Linked DNA regions of Homo sapiens: region 2 is linked to region 1. Evidence: chromatin loops called from intact Hi-C (ENCODE). Cell type or tissue: Calu3. All regions are shown on one strand. Links, peaks and the distances in the headings refer to the core of each region. The heading gives the core; the rest is flanking DNA. Region 1 has its middle 62 kb from the start of FCRL5. Region 2 holds the start of FCRL2 (Fc receptor like 2).

Region 1 (6,795 bases), core at 904-5,903:
GGCCCCTAAACACCAGCCAACCATTTCATCAGGAAGAAAATGCAGTCTCTTCTAAAGCAGGAGGAACTCTAAGGGATTCCCAAGAGTAATTGTATTTATTTTTCTATTTCTAAAATGTTATTTTTATTTAATTGACAAAACCATGTATATTTATTGTATATGACATGTTTTTAATACATGTACATTGTAGATGGCTATATGTAGCTAATTAACATATACATTACATCACATACTTATGTTTGTGTGTGTGTGTGTGTGAGATAAGAACACTTAAAATCTAATTTCCTGTAAATTTCCAGGAATACAGTGTGTTACTATTAGCCACAGTCACCATGTTTTAAAATAGATCTCTTGGACTTATTATTCTTCTCTAACTGAAATTTTGTATCCTTTGCCCAACATCTCCTCCCACTCCCCTGCCTCTGGTAATCACCATTCTACTTCCTACTTCGATGACTTCAACTTTTTAGATTTCATGTTTAAGTGAAGTCATGAGGTATTTTTCTTTCTATGCTGGCTTATTTCAATTAACATAATTTCCTCCAAGTTCATCCATGTTGTCATAAATGACAGAATTTTCTTCTAATGGCTAAATTGTATTCCACAATGTATAGATACTACATTTTCTTTATCCGTTCATCATTTTATGCACTCTTAGGTTGATTCCATATCTCAGCTATTGGGAATAGTGCTGCAATAAACATGGAAGTGCAGCTATGTCTTCAACATACTAATTTCACTTCCTTTGGATATATACCCAGAAGTGGGATTGCTGGATCATACGGTAGTTCTGTTTTTAATATTTTGAGGACCCTCCATGCTGTTTTCCCTAATGACTGTACTAATTTCCATCCCCACCAAGAGTGTACTTGGGTTCTTTTCTTCCACATCCTCACCAACAGTTGCTGTCTTTCATCTTTTTGATAATAGCCATTCTAAGAGGTGTGGGGTGATAGCTCACTGGTGTTGATTTGCACTTCCCTGGTGATTAGTGACGTTGTGCATTTTTTCCTATACTCATAGGCCATTTTTATGTCTTCTGAAAAATGTCTATTCAGATCCTTTGCCTATTTTTTAATCAGATTCTTTGTTTTCTTATTATTGGGTTGTTTGAGTTCCTTATATATTTTGGATAGCAATCCCTTACCAGATGCCTGGTTTGCAAATATTTTCTCGCATTCTGTAGATTGTTTCTTCATTCTGTTGTTTCCTTGGCTGCGCAGGAGCCTTTTAGTTTAATGTAATCCTATTTATTTCTTTTTGCTTTTGTTTTCTTCTAGTAGATTTATAATTTCAGGCCTTATATTTAAGTCTTTAATTGATTTTGAGTTGATTTTTGCACATGGTGTGAGATAAGGATCCATTTTCACTCTTCTGCATGTGGAAATCCAGTTGTCCCAACACCAGAGTAATTTTAACTGTATTTAACTTCCACCTTAAAACTTAATTCTTCCCTCCAGTAACCAAAGGAAAGGCATGGTTACTTCTCACCCGCCCTTCTTCTTCACTAGGCCGTCCAAGCCCAGGCTTAAAGGAGTTCCCCTATCTACCTCCCCACCAGACTAAAATTTGAGGGCATAAAATGACTTTATATTTGGGAACCCAGGATGCTTGGAGGCAGGACTTGGCAACCAGCCGGACACTGATTCCATTCCTGCTTCTACCGCTAAGCTCTGTCATCCAGCAGATCCTCAATGGCCTCATCTGGAAAATGGGATAATACTTCCTCTGCAGGGTTGCTGGGAGGACTAAATAGATAGAAGAAAGCCCCACGCGGACGGGCGCAGTGACTCACGCCTGTAATCCCAGCACTTTGGAAGGCCGAGGCGGGCGGATCACGAGGTCAGGAGATCGAGACCATCCTGGCTAACATGGTGAAACCCCGTCTCTACTAAAAAATACAAAAAATTAGCCGGGCGTGGTGGCGGGCGCCTGTAGTCCCAGCTACTCTGGAGGCTGAGGAGGGAGAATGGCGTGTACCCGGGAAACGGAGCTTGCAGTGAGCCGAGATCGCACCACTGCACTTCAGCCTGGGCAACAGAGCAAGACTCCGTCTCAAAAAAAAAAAAAAAAAAAAAAAGCGCTACGAACAGCACAACACACAAAAAACAACAGGGGATCTTCTACTCCCTCCCTTCCCCCATTCTTCCTAGGAGAGACAGGGCTGAGCCATAGTTGGACAATATCGCCACTTAGTGGCTGTGGTCAGAATTGCCCAAAAGACCAACAGTTTCTGGATTTGAGGAAAAAAGGGAAAGCATTTAAAGAAGAGGTGTTGGGATTCTGAGAGGCCATTTGGCATTATGGAAAGTGACTGGGCACTGGTATCTGGAAAACCAGGTTCAGGTCCCAGCCTTGCCAAATATTAGCTGTTTGATCCTAATCAAGTTATGTAACTTCTCTAAGCATCAGTTTCCTCATGTGTAAAATGGAGACAAGAATTGTCATCTCATTAGATTAACTCTGGGTAAGTGTTTATTGCCTTTCTTTTGCTCCTGACCCTCTTCCAGCCCCCTCTCCCCATCCTGATAAACATCACCTTCCTGGTTCCTGACCCCCTCAGTAGTTCTCCTGGCCACATCTTTTCTACTTTATTTTTCAGATGTAGAACCTAATTTCCCCCTAAACTCTTTACCCCTTATGGGGAGAACCTCAAAGTCTACAGTTTTTATCCTCAGTATCTTAGGTTTAAAAACTCTAAATTCTTATACTATTTAGTAACAGACTCCTGGTGACACATTCGTGGTGATAAAATTATGTGGACAATGATCTCTAAAGCACAAAGCAAGTTACTCATTTATAATAGAAAAGATACTCCTGTCTGGGGATGGGTACCAAGTCAGCAAACCAAGATACTCCCCATTAATAAGGGAGTATCTTCCAAATAACAAGGGCTCTTGCTGGACACAGACTCCGAGATGGTCAGGGTGAGGGACTGTTTCTCCCACATTCAGGAACACTCCGAGACCTCGTGACCCCAGCTGGAAACACCTCCCTGGTGGGCTGATGCCTGTGACCCTGCCCCGAGGACACGTGTCCACCAGCCTCGCTTCTGCGCTGACCAGCACCTTCCAAGTATTGAGCCCTCCCTAGATGGGCCAAGCCATAGTCGGCTGGTCTGGGAAAGCCCGGGCTTTAGAACTGCACAGAACTGGGTCTTCCACTTATTATCTGAGTGACCCGGGACAGATTGCTGAACTTGCCTGAGTCTGTGACCTCATCACAATGGGGCACAAGCACCCACTTCAGGGAGTGTCTGCGCTGAGTAAGTGAGGCCCTGTGCTTGCCCAGTGAGGTCCCCGGCAGATGGTCAGCCAATGCTCCTATTTCGTTCTGAACTCAGCGTCTAGGAGATCCTTCCTCCACTCTGAAGGTGCTGGCTTTACCACCAGGCCAGAGTCCAGGGCGCCCCCTCGTGGCTCTGCATTTTCCAAATTTTTCTTCAAAGTAAAACTATTGGACCGGATTGGTGGCTCACACCTGTAATCCCAGCACTTTGGAAGGCAGAAGAGGGAGGATGGCTTGAGCCCAGAAGTTTGAAACCAGCGTAGGCAACACAATGAGACCTCGTCTCTACAAAAAAAAAAAAAAAAAAAAAAAAAAAAATCTAAAAATTATCTGGGCGTGGTGGTGCACACCTGTGGTCCTAGTTACTTGGCAGACTGAGGTGAGAGGATTGCTTGAGCCAGGGAGGTCGAGGCTACAGGAAGCACTGATAGCACCACTGCACTCCAGCTGGGGCAACAGAGGGAGACCCTGTCTCAAAAAAAAAATGTCCTTGAGGATAGGAAACCCCTGAGGATAGATACACACTGATTCTTTTAGTCAACTTATTTCTGCATTTTAAAGTATGAACCACTGAAACCCATTTACAATGAAAGAAAATTTTAAAAGTGTATATTTATAACACTTCCCTCCACACCCCCAGTGGATTCTTCACTCATCAGAAAGAAATGTCATTAAACCTAAGCCAATGGATAAGCTGAATAGATTACGTATTTGTTTCCAAATGACTAGAAAGAACAGGTTATGAAAAAGGCAATTATTTCAAATGAACATTAGGAAACCATGGGGAACTGTATAAATGTGTGCCTGGGGTCACAGTCTCTGGGGTAGAGTTAACTGTGTGGCATGATCCCAAGAGCCTCACCAATGAAAATAACAATCAGAGATAAGACAAGGCTAATAATGAGGCAGAAGCCCTCACTCCTGTCTGGGATTTGGTTAGAGAGTGCAGCCCTGTTCTTGCCAGGACCCTCACTCGGCACCAGCTCCATCAAGGAGTGGATGTTTTCTCCCCCACTGGCCTTCAGAGACCTTCATACCCCGCAAATGATGTTGGCTGCTGTTGCCAAAGTCCTCAAAACCTCCCTACATGGGAGATGGAAGAATTTCTCCTGTGCAGAGATGGCTGTCCCCGGGCATGAACACTTCCATCTCCTGAGATCTACCCTGAGTGTCCTGATGACCTGGAGGGAGATCTGGCCTCTGACCATCACACCCATGTAACCACTCTGCTCTCTGCCCACCCCTTCTTTCCCCTGGACCTTCTGGTCAGGGAATGTGTAGAGGAAAGGAGGGAAGTCCACTGTCCCCATTCCCTGTAGGGTGGGGAGATGCAGGAGAGCCCATTTATTAGAATCTAACCATGCAAAGAACGTCCCCACTCCCACCCAGAAAAAATGTCTACTACTAATTGATTGGCTTGGGTGTCCCTATCCTTGGGGCTTTGAAATAGGTTTTATCCCTTTTGGAAAGCTGTCCCCACCAAAGGACAAAATCTGCTCCTCTAACAAATTTATTTGCAGGCTTCTGAATAATCTCTGGGGGCCCTGGGCATCTGCTCTACGTGTTTACATCTGGCTGTGTGCTCCCTGGCATATTTCATTCAGTTAACAGTTATTTAGTGCCTACTATGTACAAGGCAATGAGGCTAAGCACTTGATATGCATTATCTCAATTCCCAGAACAACTCTTTGTGGTGGGTATAATCAATGTATTCACTTTATAGATGAGAAAAGCAAGGCTTAGAGGATCAAAGGAACTTAAGACCCAAGGCTCGTAAATACTGGAGCAAAAATTCATACTCAGGTCAGTCTGGCCCCATATCACTTGTTCTATACTTCCAATACAATCTTTAAAAAGAAAACAGCTTTGATTGGACATAATTTACATACCATATATTTCCCCATTTAAAGTGTACATTTCAATACTTTTTAATGTATTCACAAATTTGTGCTGCCATCAAAAGAGTCCATTTTAGGACATTTTCATTACCTCAAAAAAAGTTTGTATCCTTCGGCCATCCACCCATTTTCTCCTATTCCACAGCCCTGCGTAACCACTAATCTAATTTCTCTCCCTATAGTGTTTCCTATTCTGGACTTTCCTCAGCCCTGGGTAACCACTAATCTAATTTCTCTCTCTATAGTGTTTCCTATTCTGGACTTTCATAGGAGTCGAATCAAATAGATGTGGTCTTCTGTGACTGGTTGCTTTAATTCAGCACAACATTTCAAGGTTCATCAGTGTTGTGTTATAGTTCAGTTCTAATATCCCATTATATGGATATACAATATTTTATTTATGTATTCACTCATCCATTGTTTGTTTCCACCATTTGGCTATTATGAACAATGCTGCTATAAACACTCATGTGCAAGTTTCTGTGTGAACATGTGTTTTCATTTCTCTTGGGTATATGCCTAGAAGTGGAACGAACTGCTGGATTATATGGTAGAATTCTATGTTCAATCATATGAGAAACTGACAGACTGCCTTCTAACACAGCTGCACTTCGCCATCAATGTATGAGGGCTTCAATTTCTCCACATCTTTGCCAGCACTTGTCATTATGAACTTTTTGATTCTAGCTACCCTGATGGATGTGAAGTGGTATCTCAAGGTTTTGGTTTGCATTTTCCTGATGACTAATGCTGCCAAGCATCTTTTCATGTGTGTACTGGCCATTTGTATATCTTCTTTGGGGAAATGCCTATTAGATCATTTGCCTATTTGTAAATTAGGTTATTTGTCTTTTTATTGTTCAGTTGTGAGAGTTTTTCATATATTCTGGATAAAAATACCTTATCACATATACAAATGCAAATATTTTCTCCCATCTGTGGATTATGTTTCCATTTCCTTTTAAAAAACTATGTCCATGTTTTATTGTATTGTTACATTCTCTACCTTTAAAAAAATAGTTTGAACCGAAAGGTCTTGAAGGCTTAAGATGGGGACCCTGGTAGGGACTGACCACAGGTGCCAGAAAAGGATTTGCTCAGAATCTTCTTAGAAATCTTCCGTTTTTCACAATTCCAGGATGGGGTAAAAGGTGATAGTTTCACTCCGCATTCCCAGATGGGCTCATCTGATGATGAGAAAACAGCCCTTCATGGAGCATATGTATGCAGAGAGAACCCCATGTTAAAAATAACTGACACACATAATCTTTAATTACAAACGATAAATGCTTGAGAAGCAAAACACTGCAGATCAGATGTAGTATGAAGGAGCTGGGAACTGGGAGGAAATGGACGTGACATTCCAGGCAGAGGGAGTGGTGTGTGAGAAGGTCTGAGATAGGAGGGAGCAAGTGTGATTCAGGGGCTGATGGCTTCTATTGAGGTCCAGTTTACATCCAGTACAATTCATCAGTTTAAAGTATATTAACAAAGTTTCCTTGTGTTTCTTAGAGAAAAATTTTAACTTTTCTACAACTGCATATTAGATTCACGTACTGTTTTTCTTCTTACATGGGAATGGGGGACAGTCTGGCCTGGTCTGTCATTT
Region 2 (6,557 bases), core at 1,558-6,557, 290 kb after region 1:
AGTGAGCCACAAATCTCACAGTCTTGATGGGGGATGTCTTTGTAGCAGAAGCTAATGATGGCTGAGGAGGAATAAGAGGTCATCATAACTGCACTTCAAGAGCAACCAAAATAATGGGTTTCAGGTCTGTGAGATGGGGTGGACTCGGGAATACTGAATAAATGAAGGTGACTTGAAGTCAAACCCTCTGAGAGTGATGTCCTACCTATAGGGTAGACATAAGTTGGTTCATAGTTTCATATCAGGGAACCCCAAAGAGTCATAATGGGTTTGTGTGACAGTTTGTATCCACTTGCTTCTAGCATGGCTGTGATGGCTCCAATGCCAACCACCTGGCAGTTTGAAGGCCTCAGCAGAAGTGTGCTGGCTCTACACTGGCTGTCATTGTGGTGCAACCTCAAGAGTTCTAATCTGTATGCACCATTAGCAGGGTACAAGGAGTCAGAGGCCCTAGAAGGGGAGGGCAACAAGTCCCAAAGCTGACTTGTTCATCCTCAGGGAGTTCCACATCCTCCAGAAACTGGCTGAGAGTGGCTCTACCTGCAGAGGTGCCCAATAGAATCATGCTGACCCCCAGAGGGTATAGAGGAGAACTGCAGTGGAGGGACAGTGGTAGGGGGCAGGGAGAAGGGTAGGTTGTGAACGAGAAGTTCTTAGGCAGAGCAAATAAATAGGAGCACAAAGATTTAACTCAGAGCAAGATGTACAGGACTGAATAATGTTTTTTCACAAGAATTTCAGTGAAAAATATCTTTACCAGAGCAACAGCAAAAACTAAAAGCAAATGGTATTCAAAGCTTTGCAAGGGCAAAGTCCCAGGTGGTGAGTGCAGTGTATGGGTGGGGCTGAAAAGAGGAAATGGGGTGGAAGACTGCATTGAGGCAATGGATGGGGACAGAAAGACCTTTTCAGCTGCTCTGCTGAATAGCATTTTCAAACCTTGCAGGGGATTGTAATTCTCAACAGGCCAGAAACTTTTCCCCAGAGCCAAGACTGGGGTTCAGAGGCCAAGTGACTGCCCAGCCTACATAGCAGGTATATAGCAAAGCCATGATTTCAATTTGGTCTTTCTGGCTATATAAGTCCTGCTCTTTCCAGTACATCATGCTGAACTAAGTTCTCTCTTACTCTTTTTAAAAAGAAAAGATCTCAAACTTCTGAAGAACATCTCAGTTTTCTGAGAAACTCTTGCTAAAGGAAAAGAAAGAGAATGAAGTGGCTGTTGCCCTGTTCTCTGAATGGTCGTAGGTGATTCACTTCAGGGAGCCTGCTGTCTTGGCATGATTCCACTAATGGTCAGAAACCTCCTGAATATTGATCGAGGTTTCCTCTAATTTCCATCCAGACAGACAGTGGAGTGATGGGTATCACAGGGTGGGACTCCTGGACCTTATGTGGGACAGAATGAATGCAAGAGACCAGACTTGCTCCTGAGCAAGTTCCAGGTAGGACCCCTGAATGTCTCCCTGGACACTCTTGTTCCATTCAAGGTGACAGCAGGATCTGCTTTTCCCACACTGTTCCTTAGAGCCCAAAGAGCCCCTTCCACTTGGTAGCCAGCATTCAATGGGCAAGGGAACAAGTCTCCCTTTCTTTAGATTTTGTCTTGGCTCATGTGAAGATTCTGTATATAGAATAAAATATTTTTCCCATTGACTTCCTTCACTGAGCACAGATTTAACTCAGAAAGAGTGAAATAAAATTAGCTTTATTTCACTCTTTATGATTAGAACAGTAATACATGCATTTTTAAAAAATCAAAACTAAATACTAAATCTAGAGCACGGGTTGGCAAATTATGGCCTGTGAGCTGGCCAACACTGTTTTGGTAAATAAAATGTTATTGGAACACAGCCATCCTCATTCGTTTACATATGGTCTATGGTTGTTTTCCTGCTACCACAGCAATGGCATTGAGTAGTTACGGCACACACCTGAAAAGCTTAGCCTATTTACTCTCTTGCCTTTTACAGGAAAAGCTTGCTGATTCCTGAGCTAGAGCTAGAGAAGCAATGAGGACACATGTTTATTCTGACCCTGCAGAAGTTTGTAGTTCTGACACATTCCTCTATAAATAGCTGTTTTCAGAGCTGTAAAAACATTCAGCATTCAGCCAGACAATAAAGAGGCATTACAGTCCTATGGGCAGGAAAACAATTCTCTCCAAATTGTTCTTTTCTTCAATCTGCATGTTATTGCCCTTCTTAAAGCCAGGCTTTTAAGGAAGAGGCAAGCATGTGGGGTCTTGAGAAGGCTAGGTGGTACCTGGTCACCCAGACATGCAAGTGGTGTTGGAAACAGGCTGCGTGACCTCAGAACATGTCAGCCTAGAGGGCAGTAATATTAGGACATCTTCACAGGCTTTCCAGAGCCACCTCTATAGAATCCTGGGGTAGTGGGGTGACTGATATGCCAGAGACCAAGAACAACAAAGACAAGGAGGACTCACCTGCCTGTTCAGTGACTGCATCTGTGAGGAGATCAAAAGCCAGAGATTAGCACACAGCATTTGCCCTCATAATTTATAAATTTATATTACTCTGGTAAATTGCTCAAAAACTTCTTTCCATTTTCCCTTTCTTTTCTATTTCCCTAATCTCTTATTACTAACAATTCAATCTCCCTCGAGCACACATCTAACTGTCATTCATTGTAGTCAAAAGGCAAGTTGCAAACCCAATGCTTGACTAAAGGGATTGTCGAGAATACCCATGTTGGATATTTAGTGACTCTCCTTGATTTCATTTTCCTTCCACCATCCCCACCACTCTATCTCACACTCTGACTTTTCAAGTGGTAGATAGACATGACAACACGATCACAAAGGGCTCATCAGGAAACATACATTGTGAGAGTTCCAAGAAATCAACAAATCAGTCTCTTTCCTATGGCCATATTTCACGTTAGAGCCCTTTGTATTCCAATAACAAATATTTATTTAGTGCCTACACAGCATAGAGAAAGGGATCTTATTTACTCTCTCACCCAGGCTGGAGTACAATGGTGCGATCTTGGCTCACCACAACCTCCACCTCCCGGGTTCAAGCAATTCTCCTGCCTCAGCTTCCCGAGTAGCTGGAATTACAGGTGCCCACCACCACGCCTGGCTAATTTTTGTATTTTTAGTAGAGATGAGGTTTCACCATGTTGGCCGGGGTGGTCTCGAACTCTGACCTCAAGTGATCCACCAGCCTTGGACTCCCAAAGTGCTAGGATTACAGGTATGAGCCACTGCACTCACCCAGGAATCTTATTTTCTAGCAGCAGCTGTCATCTCCCTCATTGTCCACGATTAAACAGAGGAATATTAGCAAAGGGTCTCAATGCATCTGCTGAACCCAAATCTTATAGATAACAATTGAATAATCGGTGTTCATGGAGGAGAAGGGCATTGCTAAATGCTAATATTATGAACATTTTACTATGAGAACATTATATTACTCAATGAGATCTAAGATATCAAAATAGCAATTCATGACCAGCAAATGGAAAAGTGGTCCACCTTGAACATTAAGCATTGTGCTTAATGCTTAATGGATGTGCTGCAAATTCACTGTCCTCAGCCTACTTCTTTGCATCTGCCTTTGAAGCCCAAGCTGCAGGCAGGACCTGAGCATCCCCACCAGTCCCTGGGCTCCAATAAAACCTCCAACCTTTTGGGAGCAGTAGACCTCATTCAGCTGCCACCTCACTTCTCAGTCAAATTATTGAACTCACCAAAGATGACCAGCAATGACCACAGCAGCATGAGGACCTAATCCAGCTATTTGAAAAGAGATGTACTCTTGGTCACCAACTGGAGACTCTGAGCAGGCGATGAAATGTGGTTTTCAGAATAGGTTTTGTATAATTAGCAAAAAAGGAAGTAGAATAGTGCCACTATGTTTAACCATTATCTTTGTCCTGGAAGGGCTAAAACAATTATAGCTGATCCTCTCAATGCCAGAGAAATTTTGTAACTTGACCCTCATTATGATACCTAGCATTTACATATGGGTTGCAATGAGTCAGACACAGTTCTAAGTGCCTCATGCTTACAGAGTTATTTATTACCTTCAGCAAGTTTCTGAATTGGCACTATCCCCTTTCACATGAATAAGGAAATTGAGGCACTAGTAAAGGTAAGTGTCTTAGTCCATTGGGGCTGCTATAAAGAATACCTTAGACTGAGAAATTTATAAACAACATAAATTTATCACTCATAGTTCAAGAGGCTGGGAAGTTTAAGATCAAGGCACCAGTAGATTCAGTGTCTGATGAGGGCCTGTTTCTCATAGATGGTGTCCTCTATGTGTCTTCACATGATGGAAGGAGCAAACAAGCTCCCTCAAGCCTCTTTTACAAGGAGACTAATCCTTTTCATAAGAGTTCCACACTCATGACCCCTAAAAGGTCATGTAATAAAAGGTGGGTACCTTTTATTACTATTGCATTGAGGATTAAGTATCAACATAAGAATTTTGCCAGGACACAAACATTCAGATGATAGCAGCCAGTAAAATGACCAAGATCAGCTTAATCAATTTCTAGTAGTAACAGATCTGGGATTCAAACCCAGGCAGCCCAGTGTCACAGTCTGGCTCTTAAACATTGTGCCCTATTATCTTGATATATTGCTTCTCAAGGTTCATAAAATAATAAGGCCATTGTTTCAATAGCTCATATTTCTTAAGTAAAATTTTTCGTAGTCATTCGATGACTTTCTAGAATGAGATTTTACTAAACTTCAAAACACTTGCACTATATTGCTGAAAACATTGCCATCTTTCTAATCTGTAATCACAACATTGCCTATTTCTAATCTGCATTGCTTTTTGTACCCCAGGCTGATCCTAATACAGTTATCTCACACAAAGCAAAGCGCGTGTTATGTGAACACCTATTATCATGCTCACTTTGATTAGATGTAGTCCCAGTAGATGTTGTCTCATCAGTGAACCTTATGCAGGATGAAACTCTAAACCAAAAAATCACAGGTGCTTATAAATGAGGGACTGACTGAAAATATTCATAGACTCAATGTTACCTGTTCAGGTACTTAACATTTACCTGAATACTTAACATTGAATTTTTAACAATTGGATACTTAACATTTTATTCTCACTATTATCATAGTTTTACTTTGAGAAAGGCTAATATTTATATGTGATGGTCATTAAAGCCTTGCTTATAATAATGTAAAAAGAAAATACTAAAAATATATCACAAGGAGAGATGTGTGTTAAAAATAAGTTATGTGTCAAATGCTGTGGAAAACCAAACAGCCATTAAAATAATTCTGTGGAATAATATTTAATAGCAAGATAAGATGTCTAGGATATATGATTAAGAAAAAAGTGGGCTGGGTGCGGTGGCTCACGCCTGTAATCTCAGCACTTTGGGAGGCTGAGGCGGGCGGATCACGAGGTCAGGAGATCAAGACCATCCTGGCTAACACGGTGAAACCCCATCTCAACTAAAAATACAAAAAATTAGCCGGGCGTGGTGGCAGGTGCCTGTAGTCCCAGCTGTTTGGGAGGCTGAGGCAGGAGAATGGTACAAACCCGGGAGGCAGAGCTTGCAGTGAGCCGAGATCGTGCCACTGCACTCCAGCTTGGGTGACAGAGCAAGACTCCGTCTCAAAAAAAAAAAAGAAAAGAAAAGAAAAGAAAAAAGTGGCTGCAGAGTGCACTTTATCTGCTGCACATTATCCCCTGCTCTCCAATAAAAAGTGTCTGAGACAATTCGCACCACAGAGTTACTGTAATTATATCCAAAAAATCTAATTAAAGCTGATTTTTATTTTCCTTATTTTGCTTATCTGTGTATTCTAGTATTCTTACAATAAACATATGCTATTTACGTACTTTTTAAAGATTCATTATAAGAAACTAGGTTTTATGGCCTCTCTCATCTTAAAGTGTTGAAAACAATACTACTTTAACTTTCTGCATAGGCAAACGGTTTGTATGTGTTTGAAAGTGTAAGTTACTCTTTCCCAGGACCAAAGCTAGTCACTGATCATCAAATCTTGCCTACTGAATGGGTTTCTAGGTGGCCTATAATTCCTTCCCATTCTGACCAACCTGGAAGCTATAGAAATTTTGTGGATGGGAGGGAATTAAGGAAAGGAGTACAAATAGGATCATGAAAAAGTTGATGGTAAATTGATGGTAGGTACAAGTTTTTCATAGACATCAAGGAGATTTTTCAAAATAATCCATATCCCTTCACTGATTTCTATATACCCTCTATGGAAATGTGGCCTCTTCAGTTAAGAATCAATATTTCTTAAGGTGTTACCAAATGATATGAGGTAAAATTCACAGTTGGTATAAAAGGTGCAGGTGGAAAGCAGCAGTAATGAGGTGTGTGGGCCACAGAGGTGGCAACAAATCCTCTAAGATGGCTAACATGTTTCATGTGGGTGCTACTCTGTATTTGACAGACGGCAGTAATTTACAAGTGAATAGGCATATCCTGGAAGCGTAGCTAAACTTGAATGCACAGTAGGCACTGTGACCAGAGATTAAGAGGCTTAATAGACACTTGGTGGGGGGTGGGGAAAGTAACTTAAA

The links. Peaks named below come from ENCODE experiments on the same cell type or tissue, not always from the same donor. Only the 100,000 strongest peaks of a DNase experiment are listed, where the experiment ranks them.
Region 2: it touches region 1 in a loop (13-fold over the local background); 2 of 110 quality-filtered maps call a loop at or near these places.

What each region holds. Positions count from the first base shown.
Region 1 is chr1:157,487,363-157,494,157 of GRCh38, forward strand. No RefSeq gene overlaps it. Among named protein-coding and RNA genes, the nearest start is that of FCRL5, 62 kb to the right of the region's middle. RefSeq lists an enhancer at 3,220-3,359. In Calu3, for the core only: CTCF peaks have their summits at 2,176 and 3,403 (motif pointing left); DNase peaks (open chromatin) are centred at 2,189 and 3,399.
Region 2 is chr1:157,773,326-157,779,882 of GRCh38, forward strand. It overlaps FCRL2 (Fc receptor like 2), which reads right to left and starts at 3,807. Exons shown (of 12, transcript NM_030764.4): 1 at 3,718-3,807; 2 at 2,450-2,470. The coding sequence starts at 3,748. In Calu3, for the core only: no CTCF peak of the experiment used is centred there; no DNase peak of the experiment used is centred there.